3 separate regions of the Mus musculus genome follow, and regions 2 and 3 are each linked to region 1. The links are chromatin contacts, found by Hi-C in ENCODE. All regions are on one chromosome and are shown on one strand. Each heading gives the region's core, a stretch centred on a gene start or an enhancer-like site at or near the end of the contact. The rest is flanking DNA. Distances are from core to core; before and after follow the strand shown. Region 1 holds the start of Fxn (frataxin). Region 2 holds the start of Ptar1 (protein prenyltransferase alpha subunit repeat containing 1). Region 3 holds the start of Pgm5 (phosphoglucomutase 5).

The links. A loop is a pair of places that touch in the nucleus more often than their neighbours do.
Region 2: a loop to region 1 is called in a map of heart, with 12 times the contacts of the local background. The contact joins the promoter of Ptar1 here to the promoter of Fxn in region 1. A Hi-C loop is called at or near these places in 7 of 37 maps with a recorded cell type or tissue (gastrocnemius, heart and v-Abl transformed pro-B cells).
Region 3: a loop to region 1 is called in a map of heart, with 4 times the contacts of the local background. The contact joins the promoter of Pgm5 here to the promoter of Fxn in region 1. A Hi-C loop is called at or near these places in 12 of 37 maps with a recorded cell type or tissue (CH12F3, T-helper 17 cell, T-helper 2 cell and 2 more).

Annotation. Positions count from the first base shown.
Region 1 is chr19:24,277,863-24,282,454 of GRCm38, forward strand. Fxn (frataxin) reads right to left here and starts at 2,728. Exons shown (of 5, transcript NM_008044.3): 1 at 2,545-2,728. The coding sequence starts at 2,703.
Region 2 is chr19:23,685,041-23,689,632 of GRCm38, forward strand. Ptar1 (protein prenyltransferase alpha subunit repeat containing 1) reads left to right here and starts at 2,360. Exons shown (of 7, transcript NM_028208.1): 1 at 2,360-2,505. The coding sequence starts at 2,420.
Region 3 is chr19:24,859,186-24,863,777 of GRCm38, forward strand. It overlaps Pgm5 (phosphoglucomutase 5), which reads right to left and starts at 2,657. Exons shown (of 11, transcript NM_175013.2): 1 at 2,344-2,657. The coding sequence starts at 2,604.

The DNA.
Region 1 (4,592 bases), core at 1,478-3,977:
TGAAAGCTAGCCCCTATTAAATGTTTGATCATGGTGTCGCTTCACAGCAATGGAACACTGACTAAGACAGCTGTGGTAGCTGTATCTCACTCAGGTGGTCATGGTTAGGTAGCACCAGATCGAGCATCTCTCCATTGGCTAAGATAGCTATGCTGACTGTATCTCAAGTGGCCATGGCTACACCGCACCAGCTGCCATGTGCTCGAGAGTCGTCTCTCTCTGCTTGGCACTGCTCTGTCTTTAGCTGAATGGACTCACAGAATCCTTTTCTCCCTCATGGAGTTATGAGGGAAGAACTTCATCGTGATCATCTTTTTTTTAAAAAAAATAATTATCTTGTATTTTGTGTGTGTGTGCCTGAGTATATGGATATACACAGCATGTATGTGGGTGACCTTGGAGGGAGAAGAGGGCAGCCGATCTCAGATCTCCAAGAACTGGAGTGATAGAAGGTTGGGCGCTGCCTTGTGCCAGGAATCAAACCCAGATCCTCTCTAAGAATAGCAAGTGTTCTTAAATGCTGAGCCATCTCTCTATCCCCTACTCCATCATCATCCGCTGGAGGGGGTAGCCCTATAGAGTTGCAGTGCTCACTTACTTGTTCCTAGGGGGCACAGGTTGGGTCCCTATAAGTCTCAGGGTCATAACTATCAAATGGCCAATGCGTATGCATAATTCTGTTTGTGCATGTCTGTCTAAAGACACTTTATTTATTATATATTATTGGTTTGTCAGCTTTGAACTTGAAGCAAGAACACTTATAACTCATGCTGAAGTGAGGTGTTTCTTTTTTTCTTTCTTTCTTTCTTTCTTTCTTTCTTTTTTTTTTTTTTTTTTTTCTCGAGACAAGGTTTCTCTGTGTAGCCCTGGCTGTCCTGGAACTCACTCTGTAGACCAGGCTGGCCTCGAACTCAGAAATCCGCCTGCCTCTGCCTCCCAAGTACTGGGATTAAAGGCCTGTGCCACCACTGCCCACCTGAGTGAGGTGTTTCTTTCATACATTTTCTTTGCAAGCCATTCCACAATCTTACTATGTTTACTGTGGCTCTAGGCTTGGGGACCACTTTCAAACGACAAAGTCTCCCACAGGTACATCGACGCAAACAGGCATTTCGCTGAAGAGACTGAATATCTGCTCACTCCGTGACAGCGGAATCAAGCCTTGTTGGACAACGGCCGGGAGGGGACACCTTCCATGAGCCTTGCGCTTTTGGCCAGTCTGCCGCTTTCAAAGTGACTGTAGGAGCATCAGGGTAGACAACTGGGGACCGTAAACGATATTGAGCCACTGAGAACAGACTCTGAGCATAAAGATGGACCGACTGTATTTGCATTGTACAGGCGAGGAAACGGAGATGCCAAAGACAAAGTTGCTCAGGCTCTCAGAGATGCAGAAATCCAAAGTGCACAGCTGCAACTGGAGCCCAGCTGTCAGGCGCCAGGCAAGGGAAGAACAGGGCAGTAAACATCCAAGAAAGTGTTTGAGGAAGCATGGGTTACAGGTTCGGCCCTTCAAACCCTAGCCGTCTCTCTCTCTGACCAGTCCACTTTTGTTTGTTTTGTTTTTAAACTTTCTTTTTCAGTGTTATAGAAAGAACCCAAGAACTCTTGAACGCTAAGTGACCATGTCACTGCTGAGCTACAAAGCTAGCCCTATTTTTATTATTGTTTTTTATTTTAATGACAGGACCTCAAGAATCCTAAGCTGGGTTTAAACCTGTAGACATTATTATCCCACAGCCTACTCCACCTTTGTCCATAGCTCTCCCCTTCCTAGAATGCTCCCCAGACCCGTTCTTTGGCATCTATCACGGCCCTCTCCGGAAAGCCTTCCTTCACCCTACTGCTGTCTTTTCAAGCCACGGAGTAACAGATTCTGTTCTTTGCATCTACTAAGAACCGAGACTTATCTGAAGTGCTAAGGCCTTTGCGAATACAGTTTAATTCTCCCGCCAAAATCGCAAAATGGGTGTTACCCTTTAATCTCCTCGGAACAGAAAGCCAAGCCCTGCCCCCAGACAGTTAGGGTCTCCCCAAGGTCACAGGGCTCTCCAGCGCCGCGCAGTCAGAACGTGGAACCAAGATCCCCTCATTTTCCAAAAGCTGGACTCTAGGGCTCTGCTGCTACACCTGTGATCCCAGCAGAGAGGAGGCAGGAGGATCACAGGATTGAAGCCACTTTGGGGTACTCAGCCAATCCTAGGCTAGCCAGGGATACAGAGTGAGGCAAACAAGCAACAAAAAGCCCTGCTCAGAGCAACTCCACAACCCCATTAGTCTCACGCCCTGAAAAAGGCAACTTCGGAGTGCACACAATAATAAACACGCCCTGCTGCACACGCTATACATCCTGTGTTAATTACGGAAACTCGTCTTTTCCCATCCCCACCGCCAAGGTCCGAAGCCCGCGCAAACACCGCGCGCGCCCTGCACCCAAACGCGCGCGCAACCAGAGCGACTCGGCGCGTGCGCGCTGCGCGTCCCCGGCATAGGGGCGGGCGCGGCCTGCGCTCCGGTGTGCGGCCCGGCGAAGCGCGTACTCACGGCGTGGCGGGTGGCGCCGGCGTTGACTGTGACATGTAGGCCTCGGCGGCCGCAGGTTACGATCGGTTCCCTCCAGCGCGGGTTCCCGACCCAGGCGGAGGCCCGGGACGCCGTCCGGGGCAGCAAGCCCACGGCTGCGCGACCTCCGAACGCCCACATGCTACTCCAGCTCCGCGGCCGCTCCGCCCCGCGCGAGGACTCGGTGGTGCCACCTGGTGGCCGTGCCCCCCCCCCGCCCCCCCCCGCCCCCCCCCCCCCCCGAGCGCCGCGGCTGGGCTCCTGCGCGCAGGTCCAGCACTACAGCCCTGTGCAGACCTTTAACCAGAACCCAGAACCTGCTCTGCGCCAAACTCGCAACGTATCCCTTGGGCAGCACTAGTGTGTAAACACTGACCCCTGCAAGTTTATTCGCTGACAACAATTTTACAGAGTGGTAGTGGGTGATTCTGAAGATACGCTGGTGATCAAAATAGCTTTGCTTAAAAAACAAAACAAAACTAGTTCTAACAGCTAGCTTCAACTGCCCGATCATCTCAAATTCCGCATCTCTTAGGCAATAGAAGTACCAGGCAGCATGAATGGAGGAGGGGCTTCCGTAGCCCCAGGCTCAGCCGAGGAACTATTGGTTGCTGATGGCTATAGGATGAGGGAGGGTGAGTTTTCTTCTGGGATATGGCCTCTGATTGGCTGTCCTAGCTCCATGGGGATGGTCCTACACTGTATACACTGTTAGGGCTAAGTGGAGTCGGTTTAAAAAAAAAAAAATTCAGAGCGGTGGTAGTGTACACCTTTAATCCCAGCACCCGAGAGGCAGAGTCAGGTATATGGAGTTCGAGGCCAGCTTGAGCTACATAGTGAGTTTCAGAACAGCCGGAGCTACATAGTGAGACCTAGTCAAAATAAATAAGTAAATAAACAAATAAACACATAAATAAATAAAAATTTAAAAAGGAACATAAAATTGGGAGGAGGGGTGGGGTGGTTCGGTAGGAGTTGGGAGTGGCAGGTGAGTTTGATCGAAAACACATTGTATACATGTATGGGATTCTGAAACAACAGTAGGAATAAGGAAGTGCCCGGCTGAAGTACCCGAATGCTTCTTGGATGAGGAGTAGTCAGGACTGGTGATTGGTTCTCCTCATAGCTGTTTTTTTTTTTTTCCCCCCCAGCAGCCCCAACAGGTTCCTCACACTCCTGGTAGTTCTCCTGGCTTTTATGTCAGTGTGAGAAGGAGTCTGTGCATTGTCTCGGGTTGCCATTATGACACTGGAGAACTCTGAGCTTCAAGAGTTAAGAGACAGTGTCAGAGGAGTCTTTTGCCTCCAGGGTCTCAAGAAGGATTGAATGACAGCAGCGGTCAGCAGCAAAGCGTTTAAGAACATCCTCCATGTACCACCTGACTTGGGATACTATTGCTTCTGATTTCCCACAAAAAGCCACAAAGGAAAGGGGAAGTTTGTAGTGACTGCTAATGCAACCCTCCCCCTCTCTCTTTCTCTCTCTCCTTCCTTCCTCTCCTTCTCCCTCTCTGACCTGTAGCTAATTTTCAGATATGGAATTGGAAGCCCTGACATATTAAGTGACTCCCCCCTGATTGAAGGGGAGTTAGAACCCTGGCTTCCTGATTTCTGGTCCGAGGGCTCTTACACCCTCTGTCTTAGAAAAGGAGTTTTTCTTAGTTTCAATATCACAGCTCTAACTGGCTCTCTGGGATCATGTGCCCATCCATGGAAGCCAATAGTCTGCAAAACAGTGAGGGCTACGCTACCGGTCAGCATCATGGTCCATTCTGTGCTGCTGTAATGTACTGCCTGAGGCTGGTTAGATTATAAAGAACAGAAATGGATCCTCTGGAGAGGAAGAGAAGAATGCTGTTCCTCACACAACAGAAAGGCCTCCAACAAGCCCTGTGTATAGCAAGGGTTGAGCCCTCATGACCCAGACCCATCCAAAGGCAACATCTTCCAATACTGGTGTGTGTGTGTGTGTGTGTGTGTGTGTGTGTGTGTGTGTGTGTTAAGGGTCTCAAGAAGAATTCATGGAGTTGA
Region 2 (4,592 bases), core at 1,110-3,609, 590 kb before region 1:
CTATGGGGTTGCCCTCCTCCTCAGCTTCTTCCAGTTTTTTTTTCTAATTCATCTACAGGGGTCCCTGGCTTCTGTCCATTGCTTGGGTATAAGTATCTGCATCTGACTCAGATGCTTGGGCAGCCTCTCAGAAGGCCATGGTAGACTCCTCTCTGTAAGCACGCCAGAGCATCATTAATAGTGTCAGGCCTTGGAGCCTCCCCTTGAGCTGACTCCCAATTTGGGCCTGTCACTGGACCTCCTGTCCCTCAGGCTCTTGTCCATTTTTGTCCCTGCAGTTCTTTTAGACAGGAACAATTCTGGGTCGGAGATTTTGACTGTGGGATGGCAACCCCATCCCTCACATGATGCCCTTTCTTTCTGCTGGAGGTAGGCTCTATAGGTTCCCTCTCCCCAGTGTAGGGCATTTCATCTAAGGTCCCTCCCTTTAGTCCTGAGAGTCTCTCACCTCCCAGGTCTCTGGCACATTCTAGAGGGTCCCCCCACCTCTTATTTCCCAAGGTTGTCTGTTTCCATTCTTTTGGCTGGGCCTCAGGGCTTCAGTCCTGTCCCCACCTCCAATACCTGATCATGTCCCCCTTTTCCCTCCCTGTCCCTTATCCCACCCAGGTTCCTCCCTCCCTCTGCCACTTACCCCCAAGTCCCCATGATTGCTTTCTTCTCCCTCCCAAGTGGGATTATGGCATCCTCACTTGGGCCCTTTGGCTTGTTAACCTTCTTGAGTTCTGTAGATTGTATTCTGGGTATTCTATATGTTTTTTGGCTAATAACCACTTATTAGTGAGTATATACCATGCATATCCTTCTGGGCCTGAGTTACCTCACTCAGAATGATATTTTGTAGTTCCATCCATTTGCCTGCAAACCTCATAATGTCCTTGTTCTTAATAGTTGAGTTGTACTCCATTGTGTAAATGAACATTTTCTGTATCCATTCTTCCATTGTGGGACATCTGGGTTGTTTCCAGCTTCTGGCTCTCACAAATAAGGCTGCTATGAACATAGTGGAGCATGTGCCCCTGTGGCATGGTGGGGCATCTTTTGGGTATATGCCCAAGAGTGGTATAGCTGGGTCTTTAGGTAGACCTATTTCCAATTTTCCGAGGAACCTCCAGTAGCATATTACTTTTTAAAAAAATGTAAAAGATGTGTGTGCGTGTATGTTCCCACAGAAGCCAGAAGAGGATGTTGGATCATCTGGAGCTGGGGTTACAGGTGGTTGTGGTTGCTAAAAACAAGTGTACTTCATTGCTAAGCCATCTCTCCAGCCCCTGGTATCACTCTTCGACAGGACTCTTGAACTTGCTCTTGGTCTAGGGATGCAACACACCCCATTTGTCTCACTGCTTCTCCCAGAGCTTGTCAGAGTCTTTTAGGGTCTTAATCAGGTCTGTTTTGCTTTCCACAAGTTTGTAGACTGTCTCTTGTTTCTTCACCAGGATCAGGACCAACCACAGTTTGCTTTTCAGAGATCCAAGTTTCAAATAGCCCAGCCAAAGATAACCTTGAATGTCACCTCCTGTTTTTACCTCCCAAGATCACAGCCACGCACTACCTTGCCAGGGCCAAAAACCAAAAATTAAAAAGATACAGACTTCAAGCATCAGAGAAGGAGGAAGAGGAGGAGGAGGACGGGGAGGAGGAGGAGGAGGAGGAGGGAGAGGAGGAGGAGGAGGAGGAGGAGGAGGAGGAGGAGACACCATCACCAGTTAGAGGCAGTCAGAACTTTGTACTTAGAAGGGACAAATAAACCTGATATATAAAAATAAAAATTTTAATTACAACACTTTTAAAATCCAAATGGAACAGAGCAATCTTATAATTTGTGGAGCAAGAGAGGTCAGGAACAATTGTCAAAGCCTTTATTTTATTTTATACTCCAAATTAACGTAGTGATCACGAAATGTATCAAAAATGCTAAAAGTACAGAAGTACAGTGGGTTACTTTTGTTTTTAACCTTATCCCCGAGATCTGAAGGGTTCTTTCTCCTGTACTTTCTTTCCTTTGCTTACTACATTACAAGATCTAACTAAACGCGCTACTTTACACTTCATGCATAAAGTAGCACAGGCGTGCAAAAGGAGGTCAGCAACCCGCCTCCTCCCCGGGTGGGCCGGTGAAGCGGGCCTGGTGCAGCCATCCGGAGGTCCCTGGGTAAAGGCCACTCTGGGACACGGCTGCTCGGAGAAGTGCGGGGGAAGCCTCCTTCCTCCACGCCTAGTGAACCAAAACTCCACCAAAAGCCACCGAGCTCGAAGAGCCGGCCCAACCCAGCGGTGCTGCGGCCCTCCCTGACCCGGAAGTGCTCGGCGGCCTCGGCGAGAACGCGCCTGAGCCAGCGCGCGCGCGCGCCCCCGCGGAACTCCCGCCGGCGGCTGGGCTCTGCCGGAGGCGCGCCCGATCGCGGCGGCCGCCAACATGGCCGAGTCGAACGAGGAGGTGGCGGTGCTGGTGCAGAGGGTGGTGAAGGACATCACCAACGCCTTCCGAAGGAACCCGCACATGTGAGTGGCGCGCCCTGCGCCGCCGGGGTCGTCGGGGGCGGCTCGGGGCCGCGCTCTAGTCCACTCGCCGGGGCCGCTCGGGGCCCACGCGCGCTTCCGACAGGCGGAGCGCGGCTGGGACTGTCGCGCCGAGCCGGCTGGCCGTTACCAAGACGCGTGGCGGGGCAGTGCCGGGGAGCGACCTCCGAGAGCCACGTCGGAGCGTGGAGTTTTCTGCCCTGCGCGACGCGTCCCGGGAGTTGTGGCAACTCTTCTCCCCGCCGCCCTCCGCCGGGATGCGCTTGCCCCGCGGGCCACTACCGTGGGTCTCTGTGTCTTGGAGGCGACTCTCGGTTGCATCCAGTGCGTGGCTATAGAGGATTATCCACCCCATCATACTCCCTACAGCCCCCTTTCGGGTTAACTAAAGGTGATTGGAAGCTGCCTTTGACTTTTCGACTCGCTTGTCACAAAATTGCAAAGCGAGTCGGATGTAACAATTTTTGAAGGTGACCTGAGTGGATCTTATAAAGCTGTTGCAAACTGGATACTTTTTTTTTATTAGTAGCGCGTCCGAAGTTACAGACGAGCATCTTAAGGCATTCTTACCTAGCATTGTTGCCTTCTAAAAGTTCACTCCTGAACTGATACATATATTATCTCTTTCTCCTCCCTTTCCATTTTATTTGTTACTCTCTAGGAAGATACTCTTAAGATTGTATTTTTCTTTTCCTGATACTCTCCCTTTAACGAATGGAAAGGAAGCTACTAAAGAGTTACCTACATCAGTATACAAAAGAATAAGAAGCCAGAATGTAGCCCATTCCTGGGGAAACAAACATGAAGTCCGGTTTTGTATTATTTTCTCATTGGTTATACAATTTATTTTTAATATTTTAATTTTTTTTACTAAAACACATGAATTATTTTTACGCATTCTAGCCTCCTTAGCTTTTCCACTAAATGAAAGGCCAAACACTTTAATCAAGTGTTCTTTTCCTCCAAGATGATCTCAGAAAAGAATTTAGAAGTCCTCAGATGGCCTGCTTTCTTCTCTCAATTAAGGACTTAAAACTGTACTTCCTTCAAGACAAAAGACTACTGGCCTCTAAACATACCTGCCAGCCCCGACAGCCCCTAAGTCGTCCTCCTTTCCTCTTTTGACTGCTGACTTTTTTCCCCAATGAGTGTTTGGAGTGATTTCCTGGCAGTAGCCATAGTGGCTGCTGGGCCTTTTAAGGAATGCTTTGATGTCTTGTGTGTCTGTCTTTGAGGCCCTTTTTGAGAATTCCAGCTGCAGAGCAAGTAAAAGACACATCCTTTGGGGGGGGGGGGGAAGCTGGGCAAGTGAGAAGGTTCATTTTTTAATCACTGGTGTCATTTTCTAAAACATTGTAACAAAGGTTAGACATTTAATATCGTGATCACTCCAGTTTCTCATCTTTGAGGTGGACAAAAAATACTATATTTGGCGAAATTATGATTAGTTAGTTCTGGAGGTTGACCCAGTGGAATGTGGATCAGGTCTCTGTTTTTCTGGATCATCAAAAACTCCTAAAGGGCTTCAACTCCTCTCTCTTCATCATAATTTTATTCTGCGGTCTCACTAATATATACTCTGTCAACATAGAATTTATGGCTATTTGTAAGTATTTGGGTCATTTGAATTTATAAAGGTTTGAAAGAAGTGAAGGCTTGAGAGAAGTTGGGCACTTGAAGTAAGTTTCGTAAGCTGTAAACATTGAAATCGCTCAATTCATTGTTTAGTATTTGTCAGCAGCTGTATTTTAGTACATATTCCATACAGTAGGAGTATCTTCTATCCATCTTTTAAAATGTCTTTTGTGTTAGACTTTTCAGAAGTGCCAATATGTCTTTGCTTAATCTAGCCTTTTTAGACTCAAGAAGGCTGTATTTCTAGTTTTAAAAACAGATATTATCTACCTTTAAAGTTACTATCTAATAACAGTATTATAAAAGTTTTTCATTAATTACCTTTGTTTCCTGTCTTCTCCAAATTAAGATAGGTTGCCAATTTATTTGTTACCATCTACTCTCTTGAATATATTAACTTTGTTTCTGTAGAAATGTCTGCCTGAAGCAGCCAA
Region 3 (4,592 bases), core at 1,407-3,906, 580 kb after region 1:
ACTTCCTTGTAAAATTAATTATCTTAGTCAGCATTCTATTGCTGTGAAGAGACATCATGGCCACAGCCATTCTCATAAAAGAAAGGATTGAACTGGGGGCTGGCTTACAGTTTCAGAGGCTGAGTCCATTATCATCATGGCGGGAGCATGGAGGTACACAGGCAGACATGGCGCTGGAGAAGTAGTAAGAACTCTACATCCTGATCCAGAGGCAGCAGATGAGAGAGGCTGGGCCTGGCATGGGCCTTTGAAACCTCAAAGCTCCACCTCCACCCCACCCCCACCCCTAAGGGTCACAATTCCTCCAATAAGGCCACACCTCCTAATCCTTTTAAAAAGTTCTACTCCCTGGTGACTAAGTATTCAACTGTATTAGCCTATGGGGGGCCATTCTTATTCAAACCACCACAGTCACTTTTCAATCAAAACCAAGTTTTTTCAGATAGAGGAATGGCAGGCCACTTGATAATCAGACTTTCCAGTTCAGAGAGGAATACATTCTAGCTTGCTACTTTTGTATCCTGGTTATGAATGTCCAGTCAGGAATCTATTATAAAGGCTTTAGAAACTCAGGTCCATCAACCCTCTCAGCCTCATGCAGCCTGTAGGTTAGAAGGCAAGTGAGTTCACATCCATTTTCAATCACACAAGGACCAATATTGCTCATTATTTTCTAGTCCTGCCAAGCTACTTTTTTTCTAGAGCCAACCATCTGACTATTCACTCCAGAACAGGTCTCCCGGAAGGTGAGAAAAAAAATGAAAAGGAGACTGGTCCAAGCCATTGCTTGAGATGAATATCAACAGTCATCTTCAATAACTATTCTGACCCACAATAAATACTGGGCAGGCTACATTCCTCTCACCGCCTGGCAAACTGGAGTGTGGAGGAGGGTGAGCGGTGTTACAGCGCTCCCAGGGCTCATTATCCTCCATCATGCCCAGGAATAGTTTTGTCAGACAAGAGGGAAAGAGTATTTGTCAATCTCTCACCAACAGAACTCCAGCCAACATTCATCAATCCCAGGTGAAGAGCCAGAGATAAATACCAGCCTGGAATCTGCTCTAAAACTCCAGGGACCATTTCCCGTGATTGCTTTTGGGGTCTTAAAAAACAAAGTAACAATAACAAAAAACTCACAAAACACCTTTTCCTCCATGCCATTCCTAAAACGCTGAGAAGAGAAAAATCACAGTAGGGAACATGAAGCATAGACGGCCCTAATGAAGAAACACTAAGGAGAAATGAAAACAGAGAGAGAGGGGTGGAATGGCCAGAATCCACAGGACAGGTAATTATCTGCTTTCACTTTTAAAGATGGACATCGGCAAGAGATTGCACTCAGGTAAAGTTTCATGGGTGTGGATCTGATCGCGTTCACCAGGCTCAAATGACTTTTGGAAACTTCCTACAGATAATTCAGAGACCCACCCCCCCCTAAAGTTTGCTAGTCACAAGTTTGGGTAACTAGATTTGGGGCTAAGCAGGGGTGGGGAGAGCAGGATGGATTTACCATTTAAGGGGGTGCTTCTGTCTGTAGGGTAGGGAAGAGGGAGCAGACAGAAAGAAACTCAAAGTCTAAGAATCAAGGTTGCAGAAAAAAACTGCAGAGGTCTTAGAAGGGAGAGAGAATGAGGATGCAGATGGGAAGGAAGAGGACCGGCTGGTCAATGCTGAAGGCATCTTGGAGGGGCGATAGGAATTGCGTTAAGAATGCTGCTGCGAGTCTCACTTACATCCTTTAGAGACCTCCTGGGAACTGAGAGCCAAGGTTGCAAAGCCCCCAAAATCATCCAAACCATTCCTGTCCCAATCAAAGTCACCACTAAAGGACCACTGGGCTAGAGTGAAGTGTTGGGGCCCAGTCTTGACAAATAGCACATGGTTCAATACTGGAGTGTGCCCACGCAGATAATTGTTAAAATTTGGCAGCTATGATTTGGAGAGAGAGGATTACGGCAATAATAATAATAATAATAATAATAATAATAATAATAATAATAATAATAAATAGAATAAAAGAATACCGGAGTGAGATTATATTGGCAGACTCGAAAAAAGTCTGTGTAGGGAGGTGGGCAATAAATCGCTTGGAGGAATACGGGACACCCAAGGCTGTGATGGAGTGGAAAATGGATGCAGAACGAATACAGCAGAAAGTACAACAGGTGCCGGAGAAGCCTAAGTTTCCAGCCCAGGGGCTTTGAGAAGAGCAGCTCCTCTAAGGCCAGTGTCCCACTGTGCCTAGTGGCTGCCAGTGCGCCCGGGTGGGAAGCTGGAAAGAGCACAGGGAGGTGACCAGGGTGTGGAGACCCCGCAAACCGGGGCGTGAGAGTCACTCACCCCATTGGCCGCAGCCATCTGCACCACGATCTCAGTAGCCGTCCTGCTGAAGTACCTGCCGTCGCTGCCCACCACCATGGTGCAACCCTGACGGTCGCGCAGGTCGATGGACGACAGCACACTCTGGATGAAGTTGGGCAGGTAGTTGCGCTGGCCCTCGAAGAGCCCTGTGGGCCGTCGCAGCCCGCCGCCACCGGTCGGCCGCTGGTCCTCATAGGGCGCCGTGGGCACCGTCAGCACTGGGATGGGGCTCCCCTCCATGGCGCCGCTGGCCGGTCCTGCCGCGGCTGCGGGAGCCTCGGGGATCTGCCGCCCTCCCGGGCCCCCGCGGTCTGGCCTTGCTCCCGGCTCCGCCTTGCGCCCTCCCCGCCCCTCTCCACCCTCCCGTCGCTACTCTCGGATTGTCCCCCTCAACGTCCCAGAGTGGAGTCTGCCTCCACCTTCAGATAGTTTTCTGCAGCCCAGCTCTTTTCCAGAGGATCGCCCAGCTGTCCTCAATTCCTTTCCCCAGCTCGCCTGACTTTGGGAGTGTCTCAAAGCCAAGCTCTAGGACCAGCTCCTGTGTCCCCAGCCACACCACACTCTTGAGTCCAGTGCCCCGACTCAGCCTTCCAGCTCCTCCAGAGGCCCACTCTCCACTAGAAGACAGCCTGGCACTGGAGTCTGAGCTAGCCAGGGGCCTAGCCCACAGCCCTCTCTCCCCACACCCTGAGTCTGCTTAGCTCAAGTGCAAGTTTCTCTCCCTAGTAAGGACAGAGAGGGAGGTGGGAGGGGGCTAAAACCTTTTGCCATCAGAGAACAGCCCTAGCCAAAAATAACCCTGGAAAGGAGAGCTGAGAATTGTTAGGCTCTGCCAGAGGTGAAACTGAAGGCTGGGCAGTGAGTGTGTGTGTGAGTGTGTGTGTGTGTGTGTGTGTGTGTGTGTGTGTGTACACTCAGCAGGAACATTTGTTGTGCAGAATCATACCCTGTCGGCCCCTTTAGTCCACAGGACCTACCCCAGCATCTACATTTGTAGCATCTCTCCAGGTGGGAGTTTTGTTTTGTTTTGTTTTGTTTTGTTTTGTTTTCATTGTTGTTGTAACTGCAACAAACACATACTTTCTTATTCTTTTCCTGCTTGTCCTTCCTACACATCTGCTTAGAAATCGGCTTCCCTCACACTGCATCTGTCCACGCTACCGAACTCTGGATAAAATACTTTCGGTAGGCGATTAAAACGCACTTAATGTCCACCAGGAATGAATGAACGAAGCCAACTGAAACAAAGGTGAGGTGCCACCTACTGTGCTTGGCCCCCTTGCCTGAAGCCTTTCTTTCTGATCCTCCTCAAATCCAAAACCAGGAAAATCTTCATATAGAGAGGAGTGAAAAGGGAGGGAATTAAAGGGGGGGGTGGGGACTGAGCTCGGCACACGGCTGTGAACCCAACCATCTACAGTGTGTGGAGAGACAGAGGACAAAGCAGAGAAAGCTTCGCAGGAGGTGTGGGACTAGAGTAATTCCCAAGATTCAATGCAATGGGAAAGGAGGGAAAGGGAGGCAGGCCAGCTTCATAAGCACCAAGGCTGGCACGTCCTTCATCCCCCGTCCTAGGTGGGCAGAGATAAGAACCCAGTCCTAGTCTCCAGGCTGGATGCTCCTGTGCTGAGCTCAGCTTCTTTACAAGGTGAGTCAAGAGAAATGGGGTGCTCTCTGACCTAGGGATGCCTCTCTGCCTTCTCTGAGTCACTAGCACCACCCCGAAGTCTTGGTGTGAAACAGGAGCACCTGTGTTGCCTTTCTTCTTCAGTATCTCCTTGCTGCTGAGACAGCACCAACCACCATCTTTACACCAAGCATACGCCAAACTCAGCAAGACCTGTGTTTCCCCAGTGAGATCCTGGGATAAAGCAACTGTTGAAAGCCGTCATCCCCATTCCATTCTTATAGGACCATAGAGCACGTTCGTGCATTGAAGACCTTGGAGGCTCTGCGGTAAAGAGCCTGCTTCAACTTCACTCTGGCATTCCAACTCTTATTTAACCTTGGGGTCCTTATCTGAGACACCAATGAACACAGATCAAAGAGTGTTCCACAGGTTGCTTTATGTCTCAGGGCCACGTCCAATGACGTCATTCTGTCTTCTCTTTTGAACCATTAACATATTAATCTTATCCATATTCCAATTAGGAACTTATCAGATTATAGGAAAGGCAGCAGGTCGAGCTGACAGAATCTAGGTGTGTTTCTGCATGCTTATAACCCCA